Regions from separate parts of the Homo sapiens genome. Here region 2 is linked to region 1. Evidence: chromatin loops called from intact Hi-C (ENCODE). Cell type or tissue: mammary epithelial cell. All regions are shown on one strand. Each heading gives the region's core, and the rest is flanking DNA. Links, peaks and the distances in the headings are about the cores only.

Region 1 (6,857 bases), core at 2,537-5,036:
CTCATGAACAGTGTATAAGGGTTCCCTTCTCTGCATTCTCACCAGCATTTATTATTTTTTGTCTTTGTGACCTTCTCTGCATTCTCACCAGCATTTATTATTTTTTGTCTTTCTGATTATAGCCATTCTAACTGGGGCAAGATAATACCTCACTGTGTTTTTTATTTGCATTTCCAAGATGATTAGTGATGTTGAGCATTTTTTATTTTATTTTTTTTGTTGTTTGTTTTAATTTCTTTTTTTATTTTATTTTATTATTATTATACTTTAAGTTTTAGGGTACATGTGCACAATGTGCAGGTTAGTTACATATGCATACATGTGCCATGCTGGTGTGCTGCACCCGTTAACTCATCATTTAGCATTAGGTGTATCTCCTAATGCTATGAGCATTTTTAAAATATACCTGTTGGCTACTCCCATCTTCTTTTGAGAAATGTCTATTTGGGTCCTTTGCCTACTTTTTAACGAGAGATATATATAAATATATATATTTGCTGTTAAGTTGTTTGAGTTCTTGGCCCTATTTCTCACCATATACAAAAATCAACTCAAGATAGATTGAAGACTTAAACATAATACCCCAAACTGTAAAACTACTAGAAAAAAAAAATAGAGTGAAACGACTTCAGGATATTGGTCTAGGCAAAGATTTTATGGCTAAGACTACAAAAGCACAGGCCATAAAAGCAAAGGAAATGATCAACAGAGTGAAGAGACAACATGTTGAATGGGAGAAAATATTTGCAAGCTACTCATCTGAAAAAAATTAGTATTGCGAATATATAAGAGAATCAAACAACCCTAGTTTCCGAAGGTTTCTCTCTGTCTTCTCTCTCTCCTCTCACCATCTTGTAGCATCAGGAAACTTTGATCTCCAGTGGCCTTCGTAGTTTCTAGCAAGAGTAGTAATGGGTCACGGGCAATGTCTGCTAGGATTTACAAGCCCCAGAGAAGTCAATAGTTTTAGGAGAAGCAGTTGCAATCATTGTAGTGGTCTCCACCACCACCATCAGTAGTGAGTACTCACCTGGGTTTGTTAGTATCATTTCCTCTTTTTTTGTCCCTACAATCCTAGGACCTTCCTGTAGTTTCCAGTCTCTGTGTTACTCCACCTTTCCTTTATCTTCCTCAACACTTCAAACACTTTGACACAAATATCCTCTATCAAAGTACCTCTGTTTGAAATAAATAATGTGATTTCTATTTTCCTGATTGGTCCCTGATTGACTCAAAGTCCTATCAGCGTGTGAGTACAGGTGGGGTCAGAGTAACAATAATGGCTCAAAATGTCTGCTTTTTACCATTATCTGCTATACAGATCTTAGGCACCTGTGACATTGCTCTCACTAAGCGTAATAGGGAGTCCGTAAGAAGATCTGTGTGTCAGTTCAGCCACATAGAGTCGCTGCAATGCCCAGGTTCTTGGGCATCTGTCATCTCCTATCATGTATTATACTCACAATCACTGCTGTGCTGCAGTTTTTCTAGGCACTGCCTCTGGTGCCAAAGCATTGTACATGCTCCCTTCTATACTTCATCATCCCTTTTCACCTGGCACCCAAACAACATTACTTGTGTCACTGGAAATCAGACCCTCATAAAAATACTCCTTTAACTCAGGTCTAAAAGCCCCATATTAGGTAGAATATGAGCTAGAATGATATAACAAAAAGATTCCAACACATTGTGGCTTCAGCATGATAAAAGTTTATTTCTGTCGATGTGTTTTCTAGAAGTGAGAAGCCTGGGGCTGATGTTAGTTGTTCTGTCTCACCCAGTTTAATGAATTAGCTCCTGCCATCCTCCAAATATGGCTTTTATCTTTGTATCCAAAATTGCTACCTTGTTACCATTTCCCAGACAGAGGAAAAAAGGAATCTTTGCTTAAGGAGATGACTGGAAGCTATTATAGACTTCACTTCCGTACACATCCCTCTACCTGTAACTTATTCACATAACCACACCTATCTGGGACAGAGACTGGGAAATTTGTCTCGACTGGATAATCAGATGCCAAGTTAAAACTCTGGGGTTCAGAGTACCATGTGCAGATGTGTTTTGGCATCTAAGCAACAGCACCCTGCGGAGAGTCTAGGGGAGGTGACACCAAACCCATGCTCTGCTTACCAAGCTATGAGGCTCAGCCCATCATCTTTACACAAAACTTCATCGGCTTGTCAAGCCATGTGTCCACAGGGTTATCTCTGCCCCAAGGGGCACCTTTGTTTCACTTGCACAATGGGACTATTTAGACTAGTGGCAGTTCTGAAGACTCTTAATAAAATATATTAGCAGCCTATGTCACAGATTGTCTCTACATAGGGTTCATGTCTAGTCCATGGGGCTAAGGAAAGTTGGGGAGAATTTAGAAACAGACACTATTCTATGGCCTCCAGTTTTCTCTCTCTTCTATATGAGCGCAATACAAAAATCTTGTTCTAACCAAAAATAGACTGATAAAAATTACCTCTTGTAAATTAACTACCTCTCTAATCTTCCCTGCTAATTCATTCACCTCTTTTATTACCAATGGTCTGAATTAGCTATTATTATTCCTAAGTTACATGTAAGGAAACTGAGGCTCAGAGATATTGGGGAACTTGCTTAAGGTCACACAGCTTGTAAGTGATTAGATATGATTTGAATCCAGGTCTGTGTGACTCCAAAGCCATTGCTGTTTTTGTTATACGACACTGCCTATTAAGTTACAAGCACTAGTACCTCATGATAAAAAATGGGCTACTTGTAATATGAACATTTTTAATAGAGAAGTTCCAAGAAACAGGACATCACCAGGGCCATGATGTCATTGTGGTTTACACTTCCCATGAACTCTTTCCAATAAACATTTCATTTAAATTTAGTAAAGCAGTTAATAAAGCCATAAAGGTTAATTACTAGTTAAGGGAAAAATATGACTTCACTTTGGTGAACATGTGAAAAATGAATCAACTTCTTTCTCAGTTAACCCAGGATTATACAGGCAATAAAGCATGATTATGGATTTAACATGTTAATTCCCAGTAGATTTAATAGCAGTGCTGTGAAATACATGACCAATCGCTAACCCATCTGACAAGCCTTCAGACAGCACTAATCAAGATTAAATCACTTGGCCCATATGTGGATGCAATATATCTTTCGAGACAAAATGACCATAATTTTTCATCATAGAGGTAGTATACATCCCTGGTGATAGGATGAGAAGCAGAGAAGAAAAAAGTGAGGAACGCAATTTGTGATCTCAATCTGACACCTCACTTTAGAAGCTATTTTCGAAGAAAATAACCTTAACCTTATTTTCATAATTTTAAGATCTCCAGGGTTTATTGCTCGTGGAATGATTCATGCTTTACCTGTAACTTGGGGCATAAAGCAAAGCATCCACATCCTTAAAATATTTTGCCTTTCCAAAAATAGATCACTGGCAGAGTCAGCCCTTTGTAGCTTTGCTCTTACATATTTCAGCAACTCTTCAGGTTTCATCACTGTGATTTCAACTTTTAAGATACAGAATCCTAAATAACACCATAGTTCCTTTCTCATGAATCATACTGCCTGGTAACCATAAACGAAAAGCATTGTGTTCTTTTTATTACCTGAAGATTACGAACAAGGGTCTGAGAACTATGGGCTTTGGGCCAAATCTGGCCCACTAGCTGTTGTGTAAATAAAGTTTTATTAGTATTCAGCCAAACCCTTTCACTTATGTATCATCTCTGGCCATTTTCATGCTACAACAGCAGAGGTGGAAAGTTGTGACAGAGAGTATATTTTCCCAAAGCTTAAAATATTTATTATCTAGCCCCTTACATAAACTTTTTGCTGATTCCTGGTTAAGAGTTTCATTTTTTGTTAATTCAAATTCAACTGAAACATGGATATTTTCAGGGTCTTCCACTTCTCCCATTTATGTAGCCCATTTTGTTTCCCAACTGTCTAAAGTCTCACATCAAAACTTCTTCTCACTTCACATTTTAGTGATTAGAATTAAATATGGGGGCTTGTGCTCTAATACACAATAGATCCTCAAAAACATGAATTCATTGCCTCTCCACCAACATTTTGTTGTTCTTGCTGTTTTACAAGGAACCAGTACAGTGTGATGGTAAAGAACAGGGAACTGGCTCTATACTTGGGGTCAGAGTCCAGGAGATTAAACCAGCTAATATATTTAAGGGTTGATGTCACTGTTCCTGGCACATTGTCTATGTTCATTAATTGCTGTTTTCTTCCTCTTCCTTTCTTCCTCCATTATTACCCATGTTACCTAGGGTACATTTCTTACGTTCTCTGTGCCTTGATATTTTTATCTATAAAATAGGAATTATGATAATAATAATATACCCACCTCATAGAGTTTTGGTAGGATTAAAAAATGTAACACAAGCAATATGTTCAGAATAGTGATGGGCACACAGTAAGCACTACACCAGTGTTGCTCACCGTTATCACAATGATCTTCCTCCTCATCTTCATCACCTTCATTTCATTAAAGAGGTTAGTCATGTTGGAAAGGGTTAACCTATTACCCATTGGCTAACTAAAAAAAAAAAAAAAAAAAAGGATTTACTTAGATAAGTATGAGGTATAGGATTGTAAAATCTAACCAGTCCTGTGTTTAAGTCAAGCTCTGTCACCTTTCATTTTTGGGGGTTGAGAGTCAAGATCTTGCTCTGTCACCCAGGCTGGAGTGCAGTGGCATGCTCATGGCTCACTGCAGGCTTGACTTCCCAAGTTCAATCCTCCTCCCACCTCAGCCTCGATAGTAGCTGGGACTTACAGGCGTGTGCAGCCACACCCAGCTTATTTTTGAAGTTTTTGTAGAGATGGGGTTTCTCCATGTTGCCCAGGCTAGTCTTGAACTCTTGGGCTCAAGTGATCCACCTACATTGGCCTCCCAAAGTCCTAGAATTACAGGTGTGAGCCACTGTGCCCAGCCCATTGTTTTTTGTTCTCTAATATTTCATTTAGCTTCTGTGCACCTGAGTTTTCACATTTGTGATATGAAGTAAACAATACAGATCTCATCAGTGAGTTGAAGAGTAAACCATCGAATATATTTAAAGGCTGATGTCACTGTTACTGGCACATTGTATAGGCTCATAGTTGCTGGTTTCTTCCTCTTCCCTGCATCTGTGTTCTTGAAGGTAGCCTAACTCTCCTGAATGTCTTGTATTTCCTGATTGTTCATGCTCTGAGCTCCAATCATGCTCATTACTTCACAGTTTCACATTTGCCCTCCTCTTTTCTCTGCCTCTTTGTGATGGTAAATTTTAGTGTCACCTTGAATGGTCTAAGGGGTACCCAGGTGGCTCATTTCTGGCTATGTCTGGCAGGGGCAGTGTTTCCAAAAGAAGAGACTAACATTTGACTTGATAGACTGAGTAAAGAAGATCTACCTCACCAATGTGAGCAGGCATCATCCAATCTGTTGAGGCTGGAACACAACAAAAAGGCAGAGAAAGGGAAAATTCTCTTCCCTTCTTGGCCTGGGACGTCCATCATCCCTTGCCCTTGGCCATGGGATGTCCTGGTTCTTTGGCCTTTGGACTCAGACTTGCACCAGCACCCACTCCCCGATTCTCAGGCTTTTGGTTTGGGACAGGGAGTTATACCATCATCTCCTCTGGTTGTCAGGCCTTTGAAGTTTCACTGAATTACACCACTGACTTTCCTGGGTTTCCCACTTGTAAATGGCATAATGTGGGACTTGTCAGCCTTCAAAATTATATGAGCTAATTCCCATAATAAATTCCTCTTATATATCCATGTATATCCTACTGGTTTTTCTTATCTGGAGAATTCTGATTAATACACTCAATTAATACACTTAATTTGTGGTGGGTTAATTCTTGTGTTCAGACCAACCTGTGTTTTCTCATATGGTAAACCTTTAATAATGACAATAGTAATAATAGCTTGCTTATACTCTTTCTTGTTCTGTCTCCTCTCCCCTACATATAAATGTATGTATGTATGTGTGTGTGTGTATATATATACACACATACATATATATATACACATATATATATATACACACACATACATACATACATATATATATATATATATATATACCACTATGTGCCAGGCAGTGTTTTAAGAATTTTTAAAGAATTTTACACTTTATTGAACCCTCATAACCACCCTTTGGGTCAGACACTATTGTTATCTCCATTCTATAGATGAGGAAATTGAGCAATGGAGGTTCTAAAACTTGACCAAGGTCATATAGTTAATAAGCACAAAGTAAGGATTTAACTCCAGGCAGTCTATCCCTGGAGTCTGTGCTTTTAGCCACTATGCCATTCTGCTTCTCTAAATGCTTTACAAAATCTTAATGGACTTCATAAACATACTCTACCAATGCATTTCTGCCTTGGTATATGCATTCATGTGTGTTTCATGTATGGAATAGTCCATCTGTTTTTAACACATATAATGTAAAAGTTATATGGTATATGTATATTTTTTCTAAAAGGAAACTCATTCAAGTAGTAATAAATAAGGAATAACTATTTAAATTTATTAATTAGATTCTATTTACACTACTGTCAACCTCAAATTTTTGTTTGACCTGAAATCTTATTTATTATAGTCACCATTGTCGGCTACTACATGATAACAAACTTGTATTTAAAAATTTTGGTAGAATAATAGTTTATGGCTGGCATTCAGTCCTAAAACTGTTACTTTAAGGAAGTGCTTCTCAAAATATTCTGCATATAAATCTCCAGGGGATAATATTAAAATTCAATTTCTGGTTTGCGTTGGGGCCCATGATTCTGAATTTTTATCAAGTAGCAAGAATCTTTTGATATAGTACACAAAGACTTTCATGTTAACCTGTA
Region 2 (6,857 bases), core at 2,356-4,855, 54 kb after region 1:
CTGGTAAGAATTCTACCCACAGTATGCACAGGAGTCCAGTCCCTAGCTTCTATATGCTGTGAACACTGAGTTAGCAGGGATCAGATCTGCTAACTTATTGTTGATGTCCCCAAAACATTTTGTAATGGTTATCATAAAGTAGGTGATGAATAAATGTTTGTTGAATGAATGGTAAAACGTCTCCTCTGTGAATAAGGATATCTAGTTACAAGGAAGTTTCCACTGCAGTTTGTTGTGCATTATCTAAACAAAATGGAACACAATAGTACAAAAATACATGCTGAACCTATTAGGAATGGACTGTGATTTTTCCTGGAGATAGAAAATCATAGCCCTGAAAAACTGGGTGGAACAAACATGTTGTAGATTATTTTTATGTGACATGGTAGAGTAGAAATAAGTAACAAAAACAACACTTAACCTAGCCTGGAAGGAGGTTCTGGCAACGTGCTTTAGAGGATGTGATTTTGCCCTCCCCCTCCCCCTCCACCTCTCCCTCCCTCTCCCTCCCCCTCCCTCTCTCCCTCCCTCTCCCCTTTCTTTCTACCGTCTCCCTCTCTTGCCAAGCCTGGACTGTACTGCCATGATCTCAGCTCGCTGCAACCTCACCTCACTGCCTCGGGCTCCCGTGATTCTCCTGCCTGGGCCTGCCGAGTGCCTGGGATTCCAGGCACGCGCTGCCGCTCCTGACTGATTTTTGTATTTTTGGTGGAGATGGGGTTTCGCCGTGTTGACCGGGCTGGTCTCCAGCTCCTGGCCTCGGGTGATCTGCCCCCCTCGGCCTTCTGAGGTGCTGGGATTGCAGACGGAGTCTCGCTCACTCAACGCTCAATGTTGCCCAGGCTGGAGTGCAGTGGCGTGATCTCGGCTCGCTACAACCTCCACCTCCCAGCCGCCTGCCTTGGCCTCCCAAAGTGCTAAGATTACAGCCTCTACCAGGCCGCCACCCCATCTAGCAAGTGAGCAGCGTCTCTGCCTGGCCGCCCATCGTCTGGGATGTGAGGAGCCCCTCTGCCCGGCCACCCTGTCTGGGAAGTGAGGAGCACCTCTGCCCGGACGCCCCGTCAGGGATGTGAGGAGCGCCTCTGCCCAGCCGCCACCCCATCTGGGAAGTGGGGAGCACCTCTGCCCGGCTGTCTCATCTGGGATGTGAGGAGCGCCTCTGCCCGGCCGCCCCGTCTGGGAGGTGAGGAGCGCCTCTGCCCGGCCGCCCCGTCTGGGAGGTGAGGAGCGCCTCTGCCCGGCCGCCCCATCTGGGAGGTGAGGAGCGCCTCTGCCTGGCCGCTCTTCGTCTGGGAGGTGAGGAGCACCTCTGCCCGGCCGCCCCATCTGGGAGGTGAGGAGCGCCTCTGCCCGGCCGCCCCATCTGGGAGGTGAGGAGCGCCTCTGCCCGGCTGCCCCGTCTGGGAAGCGAGGAGCGTCTCTGCCCACCCGCCCATTGTCTGGGAAGTGAGGAGCACCTCTGCCCGGCCGCCCATAGTCTGGGAGGTGAGGAGCGTCTCTGCCCGGCCGCCCATCGTCTGAGAAGTGGGGAGCGCCTCTGCCCGGCCGCCCATTGTCTGGGAAGTGAGGAGCGCCTCTGCCCGGCCGCCCCGTCTGGGAAGTGAGGAGCGCCTCTGCCCGGCCGCCCCGTCTGGGAAGTGAGGAGCATCTCTGCCCACCCGCCCATCGTCTGGGAAGTGAGGAGCACCTCTGCCCAGCCGCCCATAGTCTGGGAAGTGAGGAGCGTCTCTGCCCACCCACCCATCATCTGGGAGGTGAGGAGCGCCTCTGCCCGGCCGCCCATCATCTGGGATGTGAGGAGCGCCTCTGCCAGGCTGCCCCACCTGGGAGGTGTACCCAACAGCTCCGAAGAGACAGCGACCATCGAGAACGGGCCATGATGACGATGGCAGTTTTGTCGAAAAGCAAAGGGGGAAATGTGGGGAAAAGAAAGAGAGATCAGATTGTTACTGTGTCTGTGTAGAAAGAAGTAGACATAGGAGACTCCATTTTGTTCTGTACTAAGAAAAATTCTTCTGCCTTGGGATGCTGTTAATCTATAACCTTACCCCCAACCCCGTGCTCTCTGAAACATGTGCTGTGTCAACTCAGGGTTGAATGGATTAAGGGCGGTGCAAGATGTGCTTTGTTAAACAGATGCTTGAAGGCAGCATGCTCTTTAAGAGTCATCACCACTCCCTAATCTCAAGTACCCAGGGACACAAACACTGTGGAAGGCCGCAGGGACCTCTGCCTAGGAAAACCAGAGACATTTGTTCAGGTGTTTATCTGCTGACCTTCTCTCCACTATTATCCTATGACCCTGCCACATCCCCCTCTCTGAGAAACACCCAAGAATGATCAATAAATACTAAAAAAAAAAAAAAAAAAAAAAAAAAAAAGAGGATGTGATCTCTGGGAAGAGTCTTGAAGGACCAGCAGAATATAGACAGGTAAAGAAAGGGAGAAAGACATTCTAGGTTTAAGTAACACACCACGAATGAAGGCATGCGGTTATAAAACAGTGCTGGTCTCTTCTAGGATTTCTAATTACCAAAGACCATTTGGCAACTGGTAGCAACTTGGAAAATCTACTATATGAGTTCTGAGCAAGATGGATGTTAAGTTGTTTACCAATTAACTAGAATGTGGTAGTTAATTCCAGAGGGAATCCTAATCGAGAATCTATTTAACTGACTGCCTCTTAAGAAGGTAGAATATAGCACAGCCATGACAGCATTCAGACTAGTGTTTCTGTCAGATAAACATAATTGTTAATTTTGAATAGATCAGAATTGAGTATTTTTAAATTCCAGGACAAAAATCGTAGTCAAGTAAAGTTGGACACAATATAGAAAAGCTGATTTTTGTTGTTGACATCTATCTGCCATTGGCCCCATTAGTACACTGTTAACAATACAGGCATAGGAAGTACACATCATAGGAGTGTGTCTGAGGTTACAGGTACACTTCTGGAATGCACACTTTGTGCAAATTTTTCTGAGAATTACAATGTGAGGTTTTTGGCATTTTTCCTGTCCTGATTTGACTCCTACTCCTTGGTTTTACTGTGATGCCAGAAATACAGGTTAATTTGAGGACGTGTTACTGATAAAGGTTTGTGTAAACTTTAAGCTACTCATTCTGACATGGCCAAGTGAGACACCGACAAACATCCAGATGTCCTTAAACTTTATCTTCTCTGTACTCTGTATATAACATCCTATATTTAGTTCATTCATTTTTCTTATCACAATATTTATTCTTATTTCTTTTTGTATTCCACACTGGACTACATCCTCCTAGGGAAGAGAGACCATATCTGTCACTGCTACATTCCCTGTGACTAACCCAATCTTGGCACATCATAGATCCTCAGGAATGTTTCTATCAGCTAAAGAATGGCTGTTTTTGTACTCTCCATAACTGCATAGCAACACATGGCAGCATATAGGAGAATATTCCAAGCAGGAAATACATTACACCACAACTTTGCCTCTCACAAGGCTGCTTTGTAAAAACATCTATTACTCTGCCATCTGCCATACAACCTTTCCTTTGTTCATTTCCCAATTGCCACTTTTTAAAATAATTTCTGCCAGCTGCATCATTGCCTCCTTTCCTGCCCTTCCTGTTGAGGTGGTGATATGGTTTGGCTTTGTGTCTCCACCCAGATCTCATCTTGAATTGTAATCCCATAATCCTCACATGTCATGGAAGGAATGTGGTGATAGGTAATTGAATCATAGGGGTGGTTTCCCCCATGCTGCTTTTGTAATAGTGAGTCAGTTCTCATGAGATCTGATGGTTTTCTAAGGGGCTTTTTCCCCTTTGCTCAGCACTTCTCCTTGCTGCTGCAATGTGAGGAAGAACGTGTTTTCTTCCCCTTCTGCCATGATTGCAAGTTTCCTGAGGCCTTTCCAGCCATGCTGAACTGTGATTCAATTAAACCTCTTTCCTTTATAAATAACAGTCTCAGGTGTGTCCTTATTATTATTATTAATAGCAGCATGAGAACCAGCTAATACAGATGGGCATTATATAGGACATCTAGCCTTCTTTGCTTTTCAGATATGATGCCTTTTCAAAGCAAGACACTCCTAGGACAGAGCTTTTCTTTTCTAACATAGTTTCCTTAGATGATCCACCGAAAACCAAATTTCTCACTGTACTTGGTTTATCTCCACATTTCCTCTAGTGACTATTCCAAAACATTACTTTTCTCATATGCTGCATGCCCCTTTCTCATTCACTTTCAGGAGACAGCTTCGTATTGATCAGCAAAACAGAGCACACCTCCCTGCCTGCAAAGCCATCTGTAGTTGCAAATATCATCACATTTTCCCCTCTAGTCTTAGAAATGCCTTTCTTTCTCCTCACGGATAACTCTTTCCTTAGGCTCTTGACTCCATTCTCTTCTGTTTACCCAAGTTGTTTGCTCTACCAATTATAACACTTTCCTATAGCTTCATTGTCATACTTCCACTAGATCACTTCCCTTAGAATATATATACCTCTCATTGCTGAAAAAGGCCTCCCTTGACTCCATATCTACCTCCAGATTCTAGGCAGTTTTCCCCATTTTCCTGCCCCATTTTCAACCATCATCACACTTTTATACTCACTCTAGTGCTCAATGAATTTGAACATTTGGCTTATGCCCCTGCTACCCCACAGAAACTGCTGAGCCAAAGGTTACCTAGTTGTAATTTTCATATTAACAAATCCAAAAAAACTCTCTGCCCCAAATGATATAGAAGACCTTGATTCTTAAATATGTTAAAATTATTTGTTTTCATTATACTCTTTTTACCCCCACCCCCTATTCTTCTCACCTTTTAAAACCACTGTTTCTTGGTCTTCTTATTGGTCAATTTCTCCCCGAACACATCTTAAATTAGGATGTGTTCCTCCTGTACTGTACCCTCTCCAATTCACTTTCTACCCCTTGATTTCTCTGGGTGACCTCATCAATTATCATGGTTTTACCTACCCCCTATACAATTGCTTCAATACAGTGTCACTACCTTTGATCCCTCCTCTTGGATTAAGATAAAGAACTATCTACCATTCCAACTGGCATCACCACATAGATGTTTCAAGCAAATCAGATCCCACACTTCAAAGCTGATTTTGGGGGTTTACATACTAACTCCAGAGTTTACATACTCCAGATTTATTCCTCTCATGTATCCTCTATTACAATGTATCCTGCCATTATCTACCAAATGACTCCACAAAGAAATCTAGTGGGTTGGTACACTTCTTCTCTTTATCATTCTCTATATCTATTATCAGTCGTGATTTAATCAGAAAAATAGAGCCACAAGAAATGACAGAAAATATAGATGTATGTTAGAATTGGACTCCAAGGAATTGTGGAGACTGATTACAAAGTTGGTGTATGACTCTTCCTTCTTCATGTGGTGCTGGGTCTGGCTCAGGAAAAGCTGAAGAAAAACCAGCAGGAACTAGAGAAGCTGTGGCACCAGCAGTTGCCCAAGCCAATTAGGTAAGCCAGTATATCAACAACAGTGTGTATGCGCTACAGCCGTGCCCAGTGCCCTCAATGACATTCCCTGCATTAAATGTGTAACTACTGTTTCACACCTGTCTTCCAAATCTCACACAAAATATTTTACAATGCCCATGTTAACCTGGAACAAGGAAGTAAAGGGAATTCTGAAAAACATAATTCCAGCTTAGCTAATTGACACCATACAAACTCATCAAACTATCCAATTAGTTAACAAATCCTGCCAGTCTCTAGAATCTGTCCCTTTGACTACATCATTGCTAGAACAAACTAGTTCAATTTGGAGTAACTGCCTTCCTGGTGCAGTAGCCTCTTTACTGATTTTTTAATTTTTTATTTTTAAGCTAGTCCACACTACACCCATTAATCTATCCTTCATAGCATCACCACACTGCTCTATCTATAAAAAGGAAATCTGACAGTATTACTCAACACACACATAGGTTCCGTATCACCTAGAAAATTAAGTTCAAGTATCTTTCCTAATATAAAAACTTTTAAGATCTAGTCTCTACCTAATTCTTCAAGCCTCATGTCCATTATTCTCCTTGCCTTAAACTTGAGCAATTCCACAACATGTATAGTATCTCTGTCCCCAACACATACATATATGTCCCCAATACATTTATGAATTTGCTTATGCAGTACCTTCTTTCTCAACAACTCACCACCCCATCTTACTCCATACACCGTTAACATGGCTAAATCTTTCTTGTCCACCTTACATGCAATTTTATTTGGAAAATCTTTCATTGATCTCCATCCATTCTTCCATGAGGACTTGCTTTAGCTCTCCTTCATTTGATCTCTGATAACAACCATATTTTGGACATTTTACTTTCACAGTAAACACCATATTATTTTGAAATTTTCTATTTGTCCTTTCTACTCTTTGGAAATAGGCTCCTTTAGGATAAGGACTGAGATTTTTTTTTTTTTTTTCTTGCCAGAACTAAGATCAAGTTTGATGCATAAAAGATATTTGACTATGTTAGTTGAACCAAACTGAATTGACAATACCTTCATATCTTGCAGCAAATGTATGCCAGCACTGACCCTGTAATATCAAGGAGTGAGAAAAGAGAGAAAAATATACGACATTATCTTTTATATTCACAGAGAACTATTACCTTATCTCCTTCCAATGTATGCCTTCCAATGCTTCTCTCTAAGAAGATTTTAATGAGATGAGAAAATCTCTCAGAAAATTATAAAGATTCTACTTTCTATGAGGAGATAATGGTCTCATGAAAAATTTGTATTTTACTAAAATTCTTACATTGAAATAGATTTGGTCACTCAAGAAAATTAGCTAAAAAATAAGATTTATAGGAGTTTA

Evidence for each region. Hi-C counts contacts between places; a loop is a spot of excess contacts. Peaks named below come from ENCODE experiments on the same cell type or tissue, not always from the same donor. Only the 100,000 strongest peaks of a DNase experiment are listed, where the experiment ranks them.
Region 2: it touches region 1 in a loop (2.7-fold over the local background); 2 of 110 quality-filtered maps call a loop at or near these places.

What each region holds. Positions count from the first base shown.
Region 1 is chr9:104,283,683-104,290,539 of GRCh38, reverse strand. LOC105376194 (a long non-coding RNA gene) reads right to left here. Exons shown (of 4, transcript NR_135141.1): 3 at 4,450-4,546; 4 at 3,962-4,316. Among named protein-coding and RNA genes, the nearest start is that of SMC2, 190 kb to the right of the region's middle. In mammary epithelial cell, for the core only: no CTCF peak of the experiment used is centred there; a DNase peak (open chromatin) is centred at 3,529; H3K27ac peaks cover 557 bases.
Region 2 is chr9:104,229,744-104,236,600 of GRCh38, reverse strand. No RefSeq gene overlaps it. Among named protein-coding and RNA genes, the nearest start is that of SMC2, 140 kb to the right of the region's middle. RefSeq lists an enhancer at 3,124-4,323. In mammary epithelial cell, for the core only: no CTCF peak of the experiment used is centred there; a DNase peak (open chromatin) is centred at 3,690; H3K27ac peaks cover 2,462 bases.